Linked DNA regions of Homo sapiens: all the other regions are linked to region 1. Evidence: chromatin loops called from intact Hi-C (ENCODE). Cell type or tissue: PC-9. All regions are shown on one strand. Each heading gives the region's core, and the rest is flanking DNA. Links, peaks and the distances in the headings are about the cores only. Region 1 holds the start of ALKBH1 (alkB homolog 1, histone H2A dioxygenase). Region 2 overlaps POMT2 (protein O-mannosyltransferase 2). Region 3 has its middle 8.9 kb from the start of ZDHHC22.

Region 1 (6,275 bases), core at 920-5,919:
CATGGCCGAACTGTGCAAAGTGTTCTTTCAGCTGACCTGTGTGGCAGAAGAAAACATTAAAAGTAGTTACTATATTTTGGATTCTCTATCTTAGACTGTAGAAAGACAGGGTCACCAGATTTCTTGTGGACAGGAACTACTTTGCATTTCCTTAAAGGCTTAAGATTTAGGAAGCAGCTATGGTACTGACTATAAAGCCATAATGTACCAGACTTGGTGGTGAGATGGACAGAGAAGTTGTTGAGTTGGCTGCAGTCTCCATCCTCAGCAAATATCGAGTGTTTTCATACCAGTTACTGTGCTATGTGGACTATGATCCCTGTGAGCAGATCACAATGAAGAAAAAGACAAATTACAATCCAGTGTGTTTCCCGGTATACTGAAGATTTCCAAATAAAATCCCAACTTACTGGTCTTTCACAATTTAGTAAAATGTGTTGAGTTGCCCTCACCTACCCTTCCTGCCTTATTTCCCACTGCTAGCCCCTAGTTACTCTCTAGTACAACTAATTGAATTATCTTTATCTGTCCTGCGGGTTACCCTCTTTGCATATGTTGTTCTCTCCCCTCCATATGTTGGTAATCCTATCTCCCCCTGGCTAACTTGTAACACTATAACTATCCTTCAAGACCCAAACCAAGTACATCCACTGAGTATTACTTTATTGGGCTCCTATCACAGTACAAGACAATGTACCAGCCCTGTGAGACTTCAAAGATTTAGAGTATATAATCTTAAAGACTAAAAACTACACGATCTGTTTCTCTTCTGAACTACAGTGCTTGTACTTCACTGATTTACTTTTTATAATATCTATTTAGTTCTCCTAGTTCACCAAAACCTCACTGGTTCAACAATTGCCTATATTTGTTCTAAGTCTCTTCATCCCCACCACTAATTGTAAGCTCCCTCAGCATATAAACCACTATGTTTACAGTGACCAATAAACAGCAGGGCCTCAATATTGGCTAAATGAATAAGTAAAAGTCCACTAATCCTTCCAACAATCCACAGAGACTAAATTTTGAAGGGCTCTAATGGTTAAGTCAAACCAACTGGCAAGATCAAGGTCTCACAGAATATGATACTGGAGAACAAAATAATGTTAAACATATGTTTTATACCAGATAATTAAAGTCCTAGAAGACACTGATTTCAAAACAAACCAGCTCTGGAAGGTAACCCTCTTCCTAAATTGCCTAAAATGGTGAAGGAAAAACAGCTGCAAGCACCAAGAACAATGCCTACCACAGAATAGATACTCAAATAAATATTTGCTGAATCAATGGAACAACAAAGAGAAACTGTTTCGAAGCTGTACATAATGCTGACTCTTTTTAAGGGTTTTAAACTAGCCCTTTATTGTCTGGAAACTTGCATCCGCAAGATGCTAATGAAACTCCTCAGCCTTTCCATAAAGTTTCACAGGGACTACGGGAGACTTTACTGGGCTTGGTCTTCACCAACCACATGTTTAAAACACGGGGCACAAACCAACCTATTTCCCATTCTACTACTCACATCTGAGCCACTAAAAACTTAGAAGAAACTAAATCTTGCTCCATTTTGTTTCCAGGGGTTGACCTGAAACATGAATATCTACAAAAAGAGTGACCACGAATGTTTACATGTTGGTAAGCAAATATAAAAACCTCATCTCAAAACTGCAGCTGACAAAAATTGAAGGTGGTGAAAGATTTCAGAACTAATTATTCCAACCTTTATCTGTAGACTAGGCCTCTCCCGTAAGTTTCAATTTTAGTTACCGTGAAAATAACTATCATTTGCTGAGTACTTACACTGTATCTAACACAAGTCTAAGAAGTTTGCATATAAACTCAATCCTCTCAACAATCCTATGAGTTGGGTATTATTGACTCCATTTTATCGATGAGTAAACTGAGGCCCAGTTGTGAGCCCTTTTCCCATACTAACTTCAGTTATTCAAGTGATAACAACGATTAAATGGCCAAGTTGGAATTCTAACCCCAACGGTCTAGCTTCGGAGTCCACTTCTCAGCCACAATGATATACAACCTTTGTCCAATTGCCTGACGGAAACCTCACAAGTTTCTCAAAGTCAACACATTCAAACTTTACTCATCTTCTCTTGGCCTGCTCCTAACTTCTAAACAAACAATTCACCAATGCTAAAAACCCAGAAATCATTTCTCCCTTTCCTTTATTCCGTACACTTCTCCCACTTAAGCCATCACGAAACGGCATCTAATTTGCTTTTAAAACATTAATGCATCTGACCACCATCCTTCTACCATCGCCCTAATTCAGGTCCTCACGTTTTAAGTAAATTAATGAAATTGCCTTTTAGCTCCTCTGCACGCCTACAATCTTGCCACCTTGAATCCATCCTCCACACTACAGTCAAAATTATCCCTTCTAAATTGTAAATCTTGGTTACCAAGTAATAAATCTTTACACCAAATCACTCCTAAAGGCAAGAGCCGGTGCATTCGTGACCCCAAAAGCTCAAGGGACATCCCTAAACGGTTAACTGCAAACAAAATTTCTTTCTGCTCACTTGCATGCTCAGGAGCAGTCTCCTAATTCAGCCACCACGCTGACTTAAGTACCCTGCAAAAAGCAGAAGCTTTGAGGATCACTTGGACCTAAAAATTCCACTACTCCCACATCTCCATCACTCACTCGACGCCGCAGTCCAAGGAATTCTTCTCACAAAAGCAACCGGCTGATTGATACTTCTACGCAGCGCCGCAGCACCTCTCGCTGCTGAGGCCGCCATCTTCAGACTAAAGCACCTTCTCGAGCCGAGGTCGCGGCCCCGGAAAAAATTTCCGGATCCGGAACACGAGAGAATCTGCTTCCGGATCAGAGGGTATAGGCCGCGAGATGGGGAAGATGGCAGCGGCCGTGGGCTCTGTGGCGACTCTGGCGACTGAGCCCGGGGAGGACGCCTTTCGGAAACTTTTCCGCTTCTACCGTCAGAGCCGGCCCGGGACCGCAGACCTGGAAGGGGTCATCGACTTCTCGGCGGCCCACGCAGCCCGTGGCAAGGGTCCTGGTGCCCAAAAGGTACAGAGAGAGGAGTGGCGCGCGTCTCTCCATCGCTTTGCCCCGCGTCTTGGAGGGACTTACGTGTCTTCTTCGCCTCTTTTCACCTCCAGACCGATTGTTATTGAACGATTCCTGACCTCCTTTGGCTGCAGAGTCGAACTCCCCACTAACCGTCACACTTAGCAATAAAGCGTTGAGATGCCTGTTTCTTTAGGCGGCCATTCCTGGCGGGGGCGCTCAGTCAAAAGAGCCTGGGAATCCGTGTTTATTTCTTACTGTAACTGTCTCCTCACATTTCTGTTTGGGTTTTTGTAAAACCCCATAGAACGTCTTTGTAGACGGTAGGGTAGACTTCTGCAGCTTAAAAAAAACCACTCCCGAGGAATCCCAGAACTGACAGGGATGCGGCGCTGTTTGTTAAGCCACTGTGCGTAAAACTAGTCCCTGTCTTCTCCTCTGGCTCTTTTAGAAGGAGGTCATTGAAGGATTCTGAGAATCCCTCCGTGTTGAAAATAAATGGCAAACAAGTATATATGGAATACAGGCACCGTTCTCTCTCTCAGCTTTTCCCCATGGAGATTAAGAAGGGGAACACAGTCCGGGAGCGGTGGCTCAAGCCTGTAATCCCGCACTTCGGAGGCCGAGGCGGGTGGATCGCTTGAACCCAGGGGTTCGAGACCAGCCTGGGGCATGGCAAGACCCCCGTTTCCGCCAAAAATACAAAAAATTAGCCAGTCTCATAACCTGTTCTCAAGTAAATAGATTTTTTAAAAATTATTTTTTTAAGGGAACATAACAGGCAAGAGGGAAAACGGGGAACCAAAACTGTAGTCCAATTTATATTTTCTTTCTTTACAATCCACTTTAACGTTGAGGATATGCAGTCCCTTAATTTGCTCTTGGTGTTGTCCACAGATGTCTAGATGAGGCATTCTTTCCAAGCTTCCTAACAGCTCTGATAAAATTGGGATGCTACAGTATTAAGTGTTAATGATTGCATACTTGAGCTCAGCTTTTCAGCACCTTCATTTGTTAGGGAAAAAAAGTGGTCTTAGAGTTGTCAAAATACAGAAAGTCCACACCCCAATAATAATATACTTTTTCTCTCCAGAGCGCTTCAGACTCTCATTCAGCTCCTTTTACCTACATTTTACCATAATATGTACATGCTTTTTAGAATGTCAGCCATCAGGGAATGAGCCATTATGTGTCTAGTACAGGACCTAAAACAGTACTAAGTACAGTATGTGTTGAGTACATGAAAGCTTGGGTGTTTAGTTCCTCAGCTCAAAGCAGATTAAAGTAGTAATTAAGAGAAGTTACTATTACAAGCCAGCTGATGAGACTGGTGGGGAAAGTGGTGGTTAACAGTCTGGCAAGGGAGGAAAGAGAAAACCTTTTATAAAAGCTCAGTGGTGTCGTTCAGTTTAGCATATGATAGAATAGGTCCACTAACATCACCTCTGAGAGTGTGTTGAATTATAGTGCAGTATTAAGTATGGCCTATTAAAGAAATCATGACAAAATGCTTAAAAGTGTTTTACCAGTGCCTAGGTACCTGGAAAACTCAGCTGATAGTACTGTCAGAGGGTTTCATATAGCCCTTTTATTATAGAGACTGGTTATACATCAGCAAACTTTTGGTATTTTGTCCAGGAATCTCCACACTTGGAGAAGTTGATAAGATAAAAGATCATTCTCTTTCAAAGAGAATGTTTCATATATATATATATGTGTGTGTGTATATATGTGTGTGTATATATAATATATATACTTTTTTTTACTGAGACAGCGTCTCACTGTGTCACCCAGGCTGAAGTGCAGTGGCGTGATCTTGGCTCACTGCAACCTCCATCTCCTAGGTTCAAATGATTCTTCTGCTTCAGCCTCCCAAGTAGCTGGGACTACAGGCACGCGCCACCATGCCTGGCTAATTTTTGTATTTTTAGTAGAGACGGGGTTTCGCCATGTTGGCCAGTCTGGACCCAAACTCCTGACCTCAGGTGATCTACCTGCCTTGGCTTCCCAAAGTGTTGGAATTACAGGTGTGAGCCACCGCTCGGCCTGTTTCATATATTTTAAGGCAAGGCAGACCCTAGGTTTACTATTCAGGGAAGAATAAAGGTTTTTTCCTTTAATGTTTTGACTTCAATGACTGCATAGTGGGTCTCTTAACCAATGTAATGAGCCATCCATTAGATACTCACATACAAAGAAAACTTCAGCCCCTGAAATACTAAATTCATTTCTAAGTAATTAACAGAAGCAGAAGTTGTAGCGTCAGTTGGACATTTCATCTAGAAGAGGGCAAACAGGATTTTTTAGCTTTTACTTTTAGCAGACAGGATTCCCAGTGTCTCACTGCAACATTTTTTCTGTCTGTTTACAGCACTCTCTTTTCATTCTCTTTTTTTTTTTTTTTTTTTTTCTTAGACGGAGTCTTGCTCTGTTCCTAGGCTGGAGTACAGTGGCACAATCTCAGCTCACTGCAACTTTCACCTCCCAGGTTGAAGCAATTCTGGTGCCCCAGCCTCTCGTAGCTGGGATTTCAGGCGCCCGCCACTACACCCAACTAATTTTTGTATTTTTAGTAGAGACGGGGTTTCACCATGTTGGCCAGGTTGGTCTCGGACTCCTGACCTCGTGATCCGCCTGCCTCAGCCTCCCAAAGTGCTGGGATTACAGGCGTGAGCCACTGCGACCGGCCTTCTCTTTTCATTTTCTCACCCTGTCCAGCTTGGTGTTCCTTATAGCTCTGTTTAAATACCAACTCTATACAAGTGTCTCAAAAGCATTACTGTTAGCCCTAACTGAAGTAAATAGCTTTGTGACTCAAGATATTTCAGTACACCAAGCACCTTTCATGATTCAGCCCCATAAGAAGTTGGAAAGGTATGATGTCATAGGAAAAAGTAGTTTTGAAAGCCAAAATTAGCCTGCTTAAGTTTTCTTATTACCATTTTGCCTTAATTTTGGGTGACTCTACTGTTACTATATAGATGAGAAACTGAGGCTCTAAGACATTAAATGACTCATCTAAAATGCCCAGATCAAGTAAGCAGTACAGCTAAGATTAACCCCAGAGTTAATACTCCTTGCTTTGGCCAGGCACAGTGGCATATACCTCTAATCCCATTGCTTTGGGAGGCCAACACAGGAGGATCACTTGAGTTCAGGAGCTTGAGGCTGCAGTGAACTATGATCATGCCTCTGCACTCGCCTGAGCAATAGAGCAAGGTTC
Region 2 (6,275 bases), core at 523-5,522, 410 kb after region 1:
TTTTCTTAGTCTGAGAGGATACACTGATGAGTCACTCTGGTCTCATTGAGCTTACCTCATCGTGGGGCAGACAGTAAATAAACAAGTAAATGAATAAGTCTGTCATGTGATGTCCTAAGCCACAAGTGCAGTGTAGAAAATAAAGCAGTGTAAGGGATGGAATAATGGAGATCAGTACTATTTTAGACAGGATAGTCAGGAAAGAGCTTCTGAGAGGGGAGCTTTGAGCAGAGACCTGAGTGAGACAAAGGATCAGGCCCTGCAGGGATCTGAGGGAAGAGCATTCAGGCAGAGGGAAGTGCATGTACTGTAGTTCTGGTGTGGACCTCTGTGGGTTCAAATCACAGTAAGAAGGCTGGCGTGGAAAGGGCAGAGTGAGTGAGGCAGAGGGTGTTGGGAGATGAGGTTAGATGGGTAGGGAGACCGCACAGACTCTGGCAGTTGTCATGAGAACTTTTTACTTTGAGTGAGGTTGGAAGACATTGGAGGGTTTAAGCAGGGGCATGACATAATGAGATTTAAGGATTTAAATTAAAAAACATCACTCTGCCATCTGTCTGGAGAATCGACCCCCAAGAGAGACTTCATGTAAAATGATAAGATTCTATCATAGGTGTAGATAGTTTGCGGTTACATGAGCAGAGTGGTAGGACTCCCTTTTTGATGGTGGAAATGAGGATGACACCTTGTCTCAGGGCTGGTCTGAGGGAGCGAATGACATGATCCTCTCTTGGGTTGAGGGCCTAGAGGCAGTGTGAGTTACTGCTTCTTGTCATTGGGCTTTGATGTCTCCCAGAGCTGTGGCCTTCTACCTCCCTGATGACTCAGTGTTGACTCTAGTCCTGACTGCACAAGTGCTTACACTCAATTAAGTGGCAAGAGGGACTGTTTCCTACTACTGGGGTGCTTGGTTTTCAGGGGGCCCTTCTCTTACCTCGCTTTTTCACCAGCGAGCTCATGTTTTTCAGACACGGGATGCCTCACTCTGTCCCAGTACATCCTCCTTGACCCCATCCTGATGTTCTTCATCATGGCTGCCATGCTGAGCATGGTCAAGTACAACTCTTGCGCCGACAGGTCAGAAACTCCATCCCCGGGAGGGGAGGGTTGGAAGCTGTGGCAACTCCAAAATTTCTGTAATGGCCAGGGCCAGGGCGGGTGCCCAGAGACTTGTCTTGAAGCTGATTTTAAGGCAAGCATACTTTTTGTTTGTTTTTTTAACTTAGATTGTCCATTTTAGATCATAAAAATAGATTTTAAAAAGTTTTCTACAGGTGATTTTATTTTTGCCATATTCAAGACCGAGAAAATGTCAGTTGTCTTTTTCAAGCGTATTATTATTATCATGTTTACAATGGAGTACAATTGGGTAGGGGTTTTGGGATATCATGGGGGGTCCTAATACTTTCCCCACCCACCTCTTGTAACCAGTGCTGGTTAGGAAATCCCGGGACAGGGCTGTCCTTCACATACTCTGTCCTAGAAGGGAGGGCACCAGGGTAGATGCTGCCTGGAAACTATCTCCCTTTCGTCAGTGGTTGCATCCAGTCCTGACCTAATGATGGGAATAGCATATGTAAAGGTTGGCTTGAATGGTCCATACCAGCCAAGAGGATCCTTCCAGGTCCTGGTCAGTTCTAAAGCTGACTTGGAGGGTCCGGTCTACTTGCAGAATAGTCTTTTCCAGATCATCCTTCTACTTCTGAGAAAGTAGAATAAGTCATTCATTCTATTCAAACCAGAAGAGTTGGCCCCTCGTAGGCTTTTCTGGAAGTTAACTTTGCACAGCCAGGCTCATTAAGCTCCATTGTGCTAATCAAACCTGATCAGTGACTCTCAGCCCACTCTGGCTTTGGTTGTTGTGCTTATGCCACATCCACTTCCATCTACCATTTCTTGAGTACATACTGTGTACCAGGTACTATGCGGGGAGCTGGAGGTACTGAGCTCTGTTGGGCTTGGCTGTTAAGGAATATTCACTCTGGCAGAGGAGGCAGCCAGAGAGCCAGAGAATCATAGTGTAGAGTACTAGGTGCTATACGAATAGCAAAATGGTTAAGAGCACTAACATTGACCCAATTGCCTGGGTTAAAACTGTGCCCCACTGCCTGCTAGCTGTATTACTCCACCTCTCTGTATCTTGATTTCCTCCTGTGCAAAAAGAGGACCTAGTGACAGGATCCTCTGTGTGCTGTAGTGACGGCTAGAAGAGTTAATATATGCATCGTACTTGGAATGATGCGTGACGCATACATAGTAAGCACTCGGTAAATGCTGCCTTCGACAAGGGCAGAGGTGACACAAAGGAGAGGGCTGCCTGAGTCCAGGGGCACCTAAGGATTCTCCTTTTACTCCTGCCTGACTGGTCACTTGTGAAGAAGGAGCCCCCACTTACCCTGAGCCCTGTACTTAGCCAGGAGCACTATGGACACTCTCCCCTGAAGAATACCCTGCGCCCTCAGACAGTGCTTTTCCTGCCGTTCCAGGGGTTTCACAGGCCGCCTCCTCCATGGAGCCACGCCATGGTCCCTTGAGGCTAAGAGCCCCCAAGACAGGGCACAGCACAGCCGCTCCAAGTCTGAGAACTGCCCTGTCCCCTGCTGCGCTTGCGTTTGGCTTTGGTTCCAGCTGCCAAATTGAACTCCGTCTTGTTGATTTTCAGGCCCTTCTCTGCCCCCTGGTGGTTCTGGCTCAGCCTGACTGGCGTTAGTCTTGCTGGTGCTTTAGGGGTCAAGTTTGTTGGCCTCTTTATCATCCTTCAAGTGGGGCTGAACACCATTGCAGACCTTTGGTACCTGTTCGGAGACCTCAGTCTTTCATTGGTGAGCACCCAAGGGTTTGCTGTGGAAATGTTTTTGCTCCCTGATGTTGCTGAGTAGGAGCTGGTGGCCTTCTCTGTCTCTACTGCAGGTGGCAGAGTGGCTGTGTTCTGGGTCCCAGGTGGGCTGGACCCCCCAACCTCCGCAGACAGCAGGACATCAGGGAGTGGGCCCGGCTGAGGACTGGATAGGGTTCAAGGGAGAGGATAGATTAACATTCTTGGAAGTCTCTTTTTGCATTTGTTTTATAATGTCTGTCTTTTTTTTTTTTTTGAGATAGAGTTTCACTCTGTTACCCAGGCTGGAGTGCAGTGGGCCGATCTTGGCTCACTGCAACTTCCGCCTCCTGGGTACGAGTGATTCTTTTGCCTCAGCCTCCCAAGTAGCTGGGATTACAGGCACATACCACCATGCCCAGCTAATTTTTGTAGTTTTAGTAGAGATGCGGTTCTACCATGTTGGCCAGATTGTTCTCAAACCCCTGACCTCAAGTGATCCGCCCGCCTTGGCCTCCCAAAGTGCGGGGATTACAGGCATGAGCCACCGAGCCCGGTCTGAACTCACAATTTTCATTTCCTGACCCACGGTCTCCATATTTGGAGGCCAGTAAGGGCCTTTACAGTTTATTATTTATTAAGGGCTGATTCTATGCCAGGCACTATGCGAAACGCTTTACCTTCATTATCTCATTTACCCCTCATAATAGTCCTATGAGGTAGGGAGTTATTACCCTGATTTTCAAATGAGGAAATCAAAACCTACAGAGGTAATGACTTCCCCGAGGCCATCGGGGAGTGAGAGGTGTATCTAGGAGTCACAACCAGGTTAGGTTGGCCCCAGGCCATCACTCTGCTGTGGTGCTGCTCCATCACCTCCAAACCAGCTCCTAACAAGTTTATTCATTCATTCATTCATTTATTCAGAAAATGTGTAAAGATCATCCAGCCACTGTGTGTGAGGTGCTGGAATATACAGATGAATATAATATGGTCCCCACCCTCTGTGGTCAATGGAGAGAGAGAAATAAGGAAGCAGGCAGTTACAGTCAGCCAGGAGTGCTGGGAGAGCACAGAAAAGGGCACTCGGCCAGTCCCAGGCAATCCAGGAAGGCCTCTGGAAGGAAGCCGCGAAGTTAAGATAAGGAGCCATTAGCCATGTGATGGGTTGGGCTGGGACAGTAGAGGAAGCACTGGGAAAGTTCAAGGAGGTTAGTGTACCTGGAACATGGAGCGGACTGGTGAGCAACTGTGTTGCAGATGCAGGTGCCTTGTCCTTGGCACAGTAACATCCTGGGGTTTTGGGTGTAGAGCCTGGAGAGGTAGCAGAGGGCTGGCCCATGTTTATCTTGTGTAGTGCTTGGGTGGTGGGTGTTACAGAAAGGCTTAGGGTTTCCACATATTCTTCTCTCTCCTCTTGGCCATTTTTTATGATTATGACTGATATATTAAAAGCTATATATAATGCATGCATAGTGCCTAAGGAATAATGAGGTCTCACATGCCTAGCACCCCACGCTGGCCTCTGTTTGCAGGTGACTGTGGGAAAACACCTGACTGCTCGTGTCCTGTGCCTCATAGTGCTGCCCCTGGCTCTCTATACAGCCACCTTTGCTGTTCACTTCATGGTGCTGAGTAAAAGGTACAGACAGAGCCTTTGCAGCATCTTGCTTCTGGTTTTCCTTTTGCTCCTAAGCCTGTGGAGGGGTCGGATGATTTTCTGGGTCTGTGGTTAAAATGATAGGTGAGGGACCCCAGGGGCTTTTTCCTGTTTCTTTCCTGCTATGTTCTATCCTTTGGGTATATGCTAAGGGCTCAGAAAGGCCAGCACCCTAACCTGAAGGAAGAAGCTATTTTCGTTATAGCCAAATTGTCCCTTATCTCTAAACAGAGTCCCCTGTACTTAGCAAGGATAGGCCACAATAAGATGTGCAGTAGGAGTGAGTGTAACAATAACAGTAACTCCGGCGGCAACAGCTCCCACTTAATGAGTAGCTACTGAGAATCAGGAACTGTGTTCCGCATTTTGTACACATTATCTCATTTAATCAGAATCACTTGTGACTTCTCTTGGTTTCTTTAAATCTCTAGTTTATAAATGAGGAACTAAGGCTAAACAAGGTTATCTTGCCCAAGGTCGCACAGCTAGTAAGTGGCTGAGTTGGGATTTGGACCCCAGTTTCTCCAACTCCATCACCCACCTCTGTCCCATGATCTGATTCTACTTTCCTTAAACTATCTGAGCAGAGCTCTTCCCAGCGCTCCTGGGAAATCACACTTTCACTCCTTTAACTTGACTCTCTTCTGCTCTTCCTCTCCCCACAGTGGCCCTGGTGACGGTTTCTTCAGTTCTGCCTTCCAGGCCCGGCTTTCAGGGAACAACCTGCACAATGCTTCCATCCCTGAACGTGAGTGTCTCTGGGCCATTACAAAGGTAGAAGGCAGAGGGGTGTCCTGGGAGTTGAATTGGAAAAGACAAATATGATGGCTTTGGGTTATTTTAGCCTGTGATGGCACGGTGGGAGAAAGACCCAGATAGATCTGGTGAAAATACTCGAGAGTGAATCAGGACAGAGGAGAGGAAGACATCCTGAGCAGCAAGCTCTCTGACCCTAAAGAATGACTTCTCCTTGGTGGCTCTCCAAGCCAGCTCTGTGGGAAGGTCACTCAGAGAGAATATGGTGACAGCACCAGGCCCTTCAGAGCCAGTTTTTGGTTTCCCGCACCGCTTTCTGAGTGTTGCATTCGTTCATCTATGACAGATGGTAGTGGAGCGCGTGCTCACCCTCCAGAGATGGAGCCTGGTGTAGAGGAGCTCCACACGGTGTGGCTGGAAGCGTTAAGTACGTAAAGAGGGAGCACAGCTCTGGGGATTGACAGGCGTGAAGGAGCATGGCTGCTGGGCGGTTAAGGGCATCAGAGGTTCGTGATGTGGGTTGCCTTGGAGTCAGGCCCTGGAAGAATGTGTGGCTTTCAACAGAGGAGAGGGCATCTCAGGCAGGAGGGATGACATGATCAAAGCTGAGGACAGAGTAAAACTTGAGGCACAGGTATATGCAGAAAACTACTGGAAGATAAATGTGAAAAGTTAGGTTGGGCCCAGACTATGAGGGTTTGAGGTGTCTGGATGAGGTATTTGACTTCCTAAAACAGGCCGTGGAGACCTAGTGGAGGTCTTTGAGCAGCCAGGAGGCCAGGAAGGCTGTGCTATAGGGAGATGACATGGGTGGGAGAGTCGAGGCTGGCTGGGGAGGGGACAGGATTGTAGGCAAGAGAAACCCTCTGGGAAGCTATTGCAGGAACCTGAGCTGGGTATGGTGGGGCAGCCACAGGGTAAGGCAAATGGGCATATACAAGGGAGATCTGGACACAGCAAGAGAGGAAGAAAGATGTCACTAAGGACTTGAGTGCAGGTGATTGCTTCCTGGAGGCAGAGACTGCATCTTACTCATTTTAGTCT
Region 3 (6,275 bases), core at 375-5,374, 560 kb after region 1:
GATGACCGAACAGGGAACTGGAAAGAGCCTGGGTCCCTCCTGGCACTGTAGAGTGGCCACATTAGCTCTGGAATGCCTGCCTCTGAACTTCATTTACATTAGAAGGAACTGCAGGTCTAGCTCATTTAAGCCACTGCTACTTTGGATTTCTTGTTTCTTCACAGCTGTGTCAAATTGTAAGTGAAATCCATAGCAAGTTTGTTCTAGGCTTCCCTGACCCATATGAGACAGGCAGAAAAGAGCCCAGCTGAGCTTCTCTTCTACAACTTGGAGTGAGCTGCAATGGTGGGGGCCAAGGATAGTGTCCAGTCATTAAATGTCCTAGGAACTAGGAAGGCAGGAACTGGGTAAGGTCTCTTTCTCCCCCGGGGTCCCAGAGGAATGGGATAAAGCCTAGCTTTATCAAGAAACAAGAAACAAGATGGCAACTACACTAACTTTTTGCCCCCATGGGACTGTAAGCAACTTGAGGCTAGAGATTAGTATAGACCCCAGCACATAGTAAATGCTTACTAGTATGTATTGACTGGCTAATGGATGAACTATACTAAGGAGCTTGGATCAGAGGCTGAAGAGGTCAAAGTAACCCCTTGGGATAGAGTAGCAGCGGAGAGCCAGGAGAGAGATCCCTTATGGGAAGGTGACTCGGGGGAGTGTTGTGACAAGGCAGCACCACGTGGTCTGTGGCACACCCTTCCCACAATAATGCAGCATATCCTCTCTGGGTAAGGAGGACACTCATGGATGCAGTGCTTTATAGCTAGCCATTCTTGGTCATGTTCAGAATAGCATTTGTTCCTTGCAACCCCAAGGGCAGGGATTATTACTGCACTCTTTTCAGAAAGGAAAAGTAGGGCCCAGAACTTTGAGGTCACTTGCATAAGACCATTCGAAAGAAATGCAGGAGCGGCTGGGCGTGGTGGCTCACACCTGTAATCCCAGCACTTTGGGAGGCCGAGGCGGGCGGATCACCTGAGGTCAGGAATTCAAGACCAGTCTGGCTAATATGGTGAAACCCCATTTCTACTAAAAATACAAAAAAATTAGTTGGGCGTGGTGGCATGTGCCTGTAATCCCAGCTACTCGGCTGAGGCAGGAGAATCACTTGAACTCAGGAGATGAAGGTTGCAATGCCGAGATTGCACCATTGCACTCCAGCTTGGGCAACAAGAGTGAAACTGTCTCAAAAAAAAAAAAATGCAGGAGCTGGGTCTTGAACCCAGGATTTCCCATTACAAACATCACCTTTGTTGGAATAAAGGATGCAGCTGGGGCTTTCTGGTGCTAATGCCACTCTCCTCTGAACTCCCCAGCCCAACTCTGAGACTCTGAGGCAATCGATGAAGGGGTGAGACAAGGGAGGGAAAGGGTGTCAGGCAACCTCTCAGCAGTTTGGAGGGCTGGTAGAGAGATGCACCCAGCACTGCAAATAGCCCAAACAGTATATTTGTACAGAAAAGGGGTGTCCTTAACTCAAGATACTTTACTGCCATCTACTGGAAAATTATTATAATAATTATCCAAATATACATGTGTGAAAATGAGGTCCCTGGAATTGTAAAGTGTAGAACCTGAACAACTGTACAAGGCAGCCCTAGATGCAACTTCTCTTGCCTGAAAGAATGAAAAAAGAGAGGACCCTTGCCACCAGGGTGGCTCAAATCCTGCCCTCTTCTTTCCCACCTGGGAGTACCTGGTTTACACAGAGGGTCTGTGGTAGTCTAGCTCCTGTAGTTTCACCATCTAGGGCCCTGTAGAATCTATTCATCCTTCCATCCACTCTATGAACATGCCCTGAGTGTGTCCTCTGGTTCAGGTCCTTATCTGCATTCCTGCCATTTCCTAGCTGCGAGCTCTTGGATATTTTCCTGAGCCACTGTCTCCTTTCATATAAGATAAAGGTATCTCTCCTGGCCATTTGAGACCTACATGAGACAATGTACAGCACAGAGCTGAGCCCACCGGGTGGTCACCTTCTTTTCCACCTTTAGGCCCTGGCTAGAAACTGTGCTGGCTGGGAGGGCGCAGGGATCCCTGATCCCAAGAGGGGCTGAACAGTTGGGGTCGTGGGGATTGGACCTTGCAGGTTTCATTTACCTGCAGGAATAGGGTTGCAGACTGTTGCTTGAACAGGCCCCTGGAGATTTCCATTAGGGCTAAAAGCAGGGCCGTCCAACCCTTTGAGTTTCAGTTTTCTCATCTATAAGATGAAGCCAGCCATATTTACTTTGAACCATAATTGAGGGGATTGAAATGCAGGAAGAAAAGGTCTACCACAATGCCAGAAACGAGGTAAACACAAAATAAATTATAGCTACAATTGCAATCGTGGGCTCCAGGGGGCGTCTGGGGCTGGCTGAAGGATGCCATTCTCTACCATCCAACTCCCAGCCTCTGTGGGGGATTGGAAAAGCAGGTCCCGGAGCTGGTGAGAAGGCAGGTTACAAGCCCCTCACTCCTTAAGTGGGAAGGAAGCTGGCACAAACTTTCTGGAGGATGGTTTGGCAATAGGGATCCTTTTGACCCAGCCATTCCACTTCTTGGAATTCAGCCAAGGAAATAATCACAGGGTCCCATAGAGTTGTTTGTGTTAGGACGTTCATTGCAATGTTGCTAATAATAGTGAGAAATTGGAAATAATCTAAAGTTAGAGATGCACTCAACACACATTTTGGCTGAACACCAGATGGTCAATTGTTACAATCCGTATTCAGCCGAAGCCCAAGCCAATGCCTTTGATAAAGGAGTACATCTAAAATTTTATCAGAGATTCTCTGTGATGACAGTTTCCTTATTGGTGCATTTCACTGTCAGTATTTAACAGTTTAATGTTATAGTGCAAGAACAACATTTTCTTAGTGCTAGCAGTAGCGAGATTGCTCCTGTATCATGTATTATGTAATGTTTGTGTTAATAAATTGGTGCTTACTTTTGACTGAATGGCAGAGGAGTGTGATGCCTCACTTGTTCTAATAATTTTTTCTTGGCCAGGCGCGGTGGCTCACGCCTGTAATTCCGGCACTCTGGGAGGCCGAGGTGGGTGGATCACCTGAAGGCAGGAGTTCAAGACCAGCCTGGGCAACATGGCGAAACCCCATCTCTACTAAAAATACAAAAAATTAGCTGGGCGTGGTGGTGGGCACCTATAGTCCCAGCTACTTGGGAGGCTGGGGCAAGAAAATCGCTTGAACCCGGGAGGCAAAGGTTGCAGTGAGCCGAGATCATGCCACTGCCCTCCAGCAGAGAGAGACTCCGTCTCAAATAATAATAACGATAATAGTTTTTCTTTTTTTCATATTCTTTATATTCCATACTGAGTTAAATATAATTTACCATAGATATTGTTATTAATATATGTGATTTTGGAGGTTTCCCTATTTATGAAATTATGAGGTTGGTTAAGCTGAGATTCTGTTTTTATTTTATCTTTATAAGATATAAAGAGTTACAAATAGGGCTTAAAAAAAGATTCATGGCTTACATAGAATAAAGTAACTAAAAATGGAATACAGTTTTAAAAGGTTATTTTGTTTAGTGCCATGAATATTAGTATCCCAAACAATTCTACACAGATTAGAACTCTGATATAATCTAATCCATATTATTCTCCTTCATATTATTATTTTAATTTTTTTGTTGTTGTTGCCTCAAAATGTATCTTTAAGCCAGATGTAGTGACTGAAGACTGTAATACCAGCTACTTGGGAGGCTGAGGCAGGAGGATTCCTTGAACCCAGGAGTTCTAGGCTTCAGTGAGCTATGATAGTGCCACTGTACTTTAGCCTAGGGGTGACAGAGTGAGACCCTGTCTCTAAAAAAATTTAAAAATGTTTTCAAGTCTTTAAAAAGTATCTTTTAAAAGTATCTAGCTGACATATTTTTCAAAATTTGTATTAGCTATGTGTTTCCTTCTAAATCTGAATACTTAAAAGCTCTCAATAATTATTTCCGTACATAAAAGGGACAATGTTTACAATCATAAATGATTACAGCATTTTACTCTTGCAATAATAAACGTACATTTATACATTGATAGAATTTCAACACATAGAGCACGAAAGAATATATTCATTACAATTTACACATAGAAGGTCATCCATATTTAAAAGTGTTTATCACAGTACATCCAAATGATATGCCTGTATAACAGGTTGTTACGCTTATTGCATGCAAAGTCCATGTAACACAGCCACAGGATCATGGATCATGCCCCAGTCTAGGAAACCCAGAAATGATGCTTAAGTCTGAACTTGGCAATTCAGCCTTTCAGGGGCCAAAGTTGAAGATGAAGCTCTAGAGCAAAATTTGATACTAAGATCAAAGCCAAATTTTGGTGCACCCCTATTAAATTGTGTCACTTCTGTAAGAGGGACATACTCGCTGTCCATTAAAAATTACGCCGGGGAAATGTATTTATCAACATGGAAGGATTGTCTTGTTAATGCTGAATTTTAAAAGCTGATTATAAAAGATAATGAAGATGTGAGCTCAAATTTGTAATTAAGGGGAAAAAAATTTGAGTAGATGAAAGATTGTGAGACACGTACAAGATGTTCATGATAATTAGCTCAGGGCTTAAGATGAAAAGATTTTGTTTTGCTTTTAATTTTAAAAAATTTTGTATTTTCTTACAAAACATATTACTCATATGGTTTTTAAGAGTAAAAAATATTTAAAGTGCATCTTTTCTGTCTCCCCTTCTCTTTCATCTTGGGCCAGATTTTGAGCTTATTGAAGCAGCCAGATGGCCTGGGACACTGATCATAGCCACCTCCAGCCCTCACCATCCATGTTCATCTGAGGGCCAAGGCTTTGGCAGGCTGCAGCTGCCTTTCCTGCACCTGTTCTGTGAGGAGAAGGAAACGTGCCAAGAGGAAGGCAAAGATCAGGTGGAGGGCAGAAAAGGGCAGCGAGCAATAGCCCCATTTGACCAATGACAAACTGGAATCTCAGAGGCTAGAAGTCCCAGAAAAATCCATCTTCAGTCTTGAGGCCCAGGGAATGGATAAATTGCATGTCTAAACTTTTTCACAGTAGAAGAAAAAGCTGCAAGTCATCCCCCAAATCCATTTCCCTCCTCTTCTTTCTCAATACAACTCACAAATCTTAGCTGGTTACATACTGACCAGTACTAGGTGTGGCCATGTGACCAAGTTCTGGCCAATGAGAGAGGTAAGTGCATGTAATGTGTGCGACTTCCAGGAAATGTCCTTAAAAAGTAGGGTCTGTGTAGGCCGGGTGCAGTGGCTCGCGCCTGTAATCCCAGCACTTTGGGAGGCCAAGGCAGGCGGATCACAAGGTCAGGTGTTCAAAACCAGCCTGACCAACATGGTGAAACGCCATCTCTATTAAAAATACAAAAATTAGCCAGGCATAGTGGCGTGTGCCTGTAATCCCTGCTACTCAGGAGGCTGAGGCAGGAGAATCGCTTAAACCTGGGAAGTGGAGGTTGCAGTGAGCCCAGATTGCATGACTGCACTCCAGCCTGGGTAACAGAATGAGACTCTGTCTCAAAAAAAAAAAAAAAAGGGGGGGGGGTGGTGGCGGGGATGTGGTTGGATGCAGTATCTGTGATACAAGCATTTTGGGAGGCTGAGGCAGGAGTATTGCTTGAGGCCAGGAGTTTGAGACCAGCCTGGGCAACATAGTGAGACCCCCCTCCCCCCGCATCTGCCCCACCCCGTCTCTAGAAGAAATTGAAAAAAAAATCAGCTGGGTGTGGTAGTGCACATCTGTAGTCCAGCTACTCTGGAGGCTGAGGCTGGAGGACTGCTTGAGCCCAGGAGGTTGAGGCTGCAGTGAGCTATGATCACACCATTGTACTCCAGCCTGGGTGACAGAGTGAGATCCTGTCTCAAAAAAAAAAAAAAAAAAAAAAAATGCTGGGCGTGGTGGCTTACGCCTGTAATCCCGGCGCTTTGGGAGGCCAAGGCAGTTGGATCACTTGAGGCCAGGAGTTCGAGACCAGCCTGGCCAACATGGTGAAACCCCGTCTCTACTAAAAATACAAAAATCAGCCAGGCATGGTGGCGCATGCCTGTATTCCCAGATACTTGGGAGGCTGAGGCAGGAAAATCACTTGAACTTGGGAGGCAGAGATTGCAGTGAGCATTGCAGTGAGCCGAGATCATGCCACTGCACTCCAGCCTGGGTGACACAGCAAGACTCTGTCTCAGGAAAAAAAAAAAAAGAGAGGGGAGCTATTCTTTCTCCTTTTCTCCTTTTTGCTGGCTGGAATATGGGCATGATGGCTGGGATAGAAGCAGCTGTTCTGG

The links. A loop is a pair of places that touch in the nucleus more often than their neighbours do. Peaks named below come from ENCODE experiments on the same cell type or tissue, not always from the same donor. Only the 100,000 strongest peaks of a DNase experiment are listed, where the experiment ranks them.
Region 2: a loop joins it to region 1, with 4 times the contacts of the local background. A loop is called at or near these places in 4 of 110 quality-filtered maps.
Region 3: it touches region 1 in a loop (3-fold over the local background); 2 of 110 quality-filtered maps call a loop at or near these places.

Annotation. Positions count from the first base shown.
Region 1 is chr14:77,704,599-77,710,873 of GRCh38, reverse strand. ALKBH1 (alkB homolog 1, histone H2A dioxygenase) reads left to right here and starts at 2,851. Exons shown (of 6, transcript NM_006020.3): 1 at 2,851-3,052. The coding sequence starts at 2,870. SLIRP (SRA stem-loop interacting RNA binding protein) reads right to left here and starts at 2,771. Exons shown (of 4, transcript NM_031210.6): 1 at 2,666-2,771; 2 at 1-36. The coding sequence starts at 2,762. RefSeq lists an enhancer at 2,888-3,217. In PC-9, for the core only: CTCF peaks have their summits at 3,142 and 3,341; DNase peaks (open chromatin) are centred at 2,813 and 3,323; H3K4me3 peaks cover 3,629 bases; H3K27ac peaks cover 1,674 bases.
Region 2 is chr14:77,297,637-77,303,911 of GRCh38, reverse strand. It overlaps POMT2 (protein O-mannosyltransferase 2), which reads left to right. Exons shown (of 21, transcript NM_013382.7): 5 at 969-1,077; 6 at 2,663-2,822; 7 at 4,351-4,457; 8 at 5,141-5,223. Among named protein-coding and RNA genes, the nearest start is that of POMT2, 20 kb to the left of the region's middle. RefSeq lists enhancers at 1-412, 413-914 and a silencer at 2,661-2,720. In PC-9, for the core only: CTCF peaks have their summits at 578, 2,474 and 2,673 (motif pointing left); a DNase peak (open chromatin) is centred at 821; H3K4me3 peaks cover 185 bases; H3K27ac peaks cover 756 bases.
Region 3 is chr14:77,147,578-77,153,852 of GRCh38, reverse strand. No RefSeq gene overlaps it. Among named protein-coding and RNA genes, the nearest start is that of ZDHHC22, 8.9 kb to the right of the region's middle. In PC-9, for the core only: CTCF peaks have their summits at 1,496 (motif pointing left) and 2,341 (motif pointing right); a DNase peak (open chromatin) is centred at 1,482; H3K27me3 peaks cover 1,304 bases.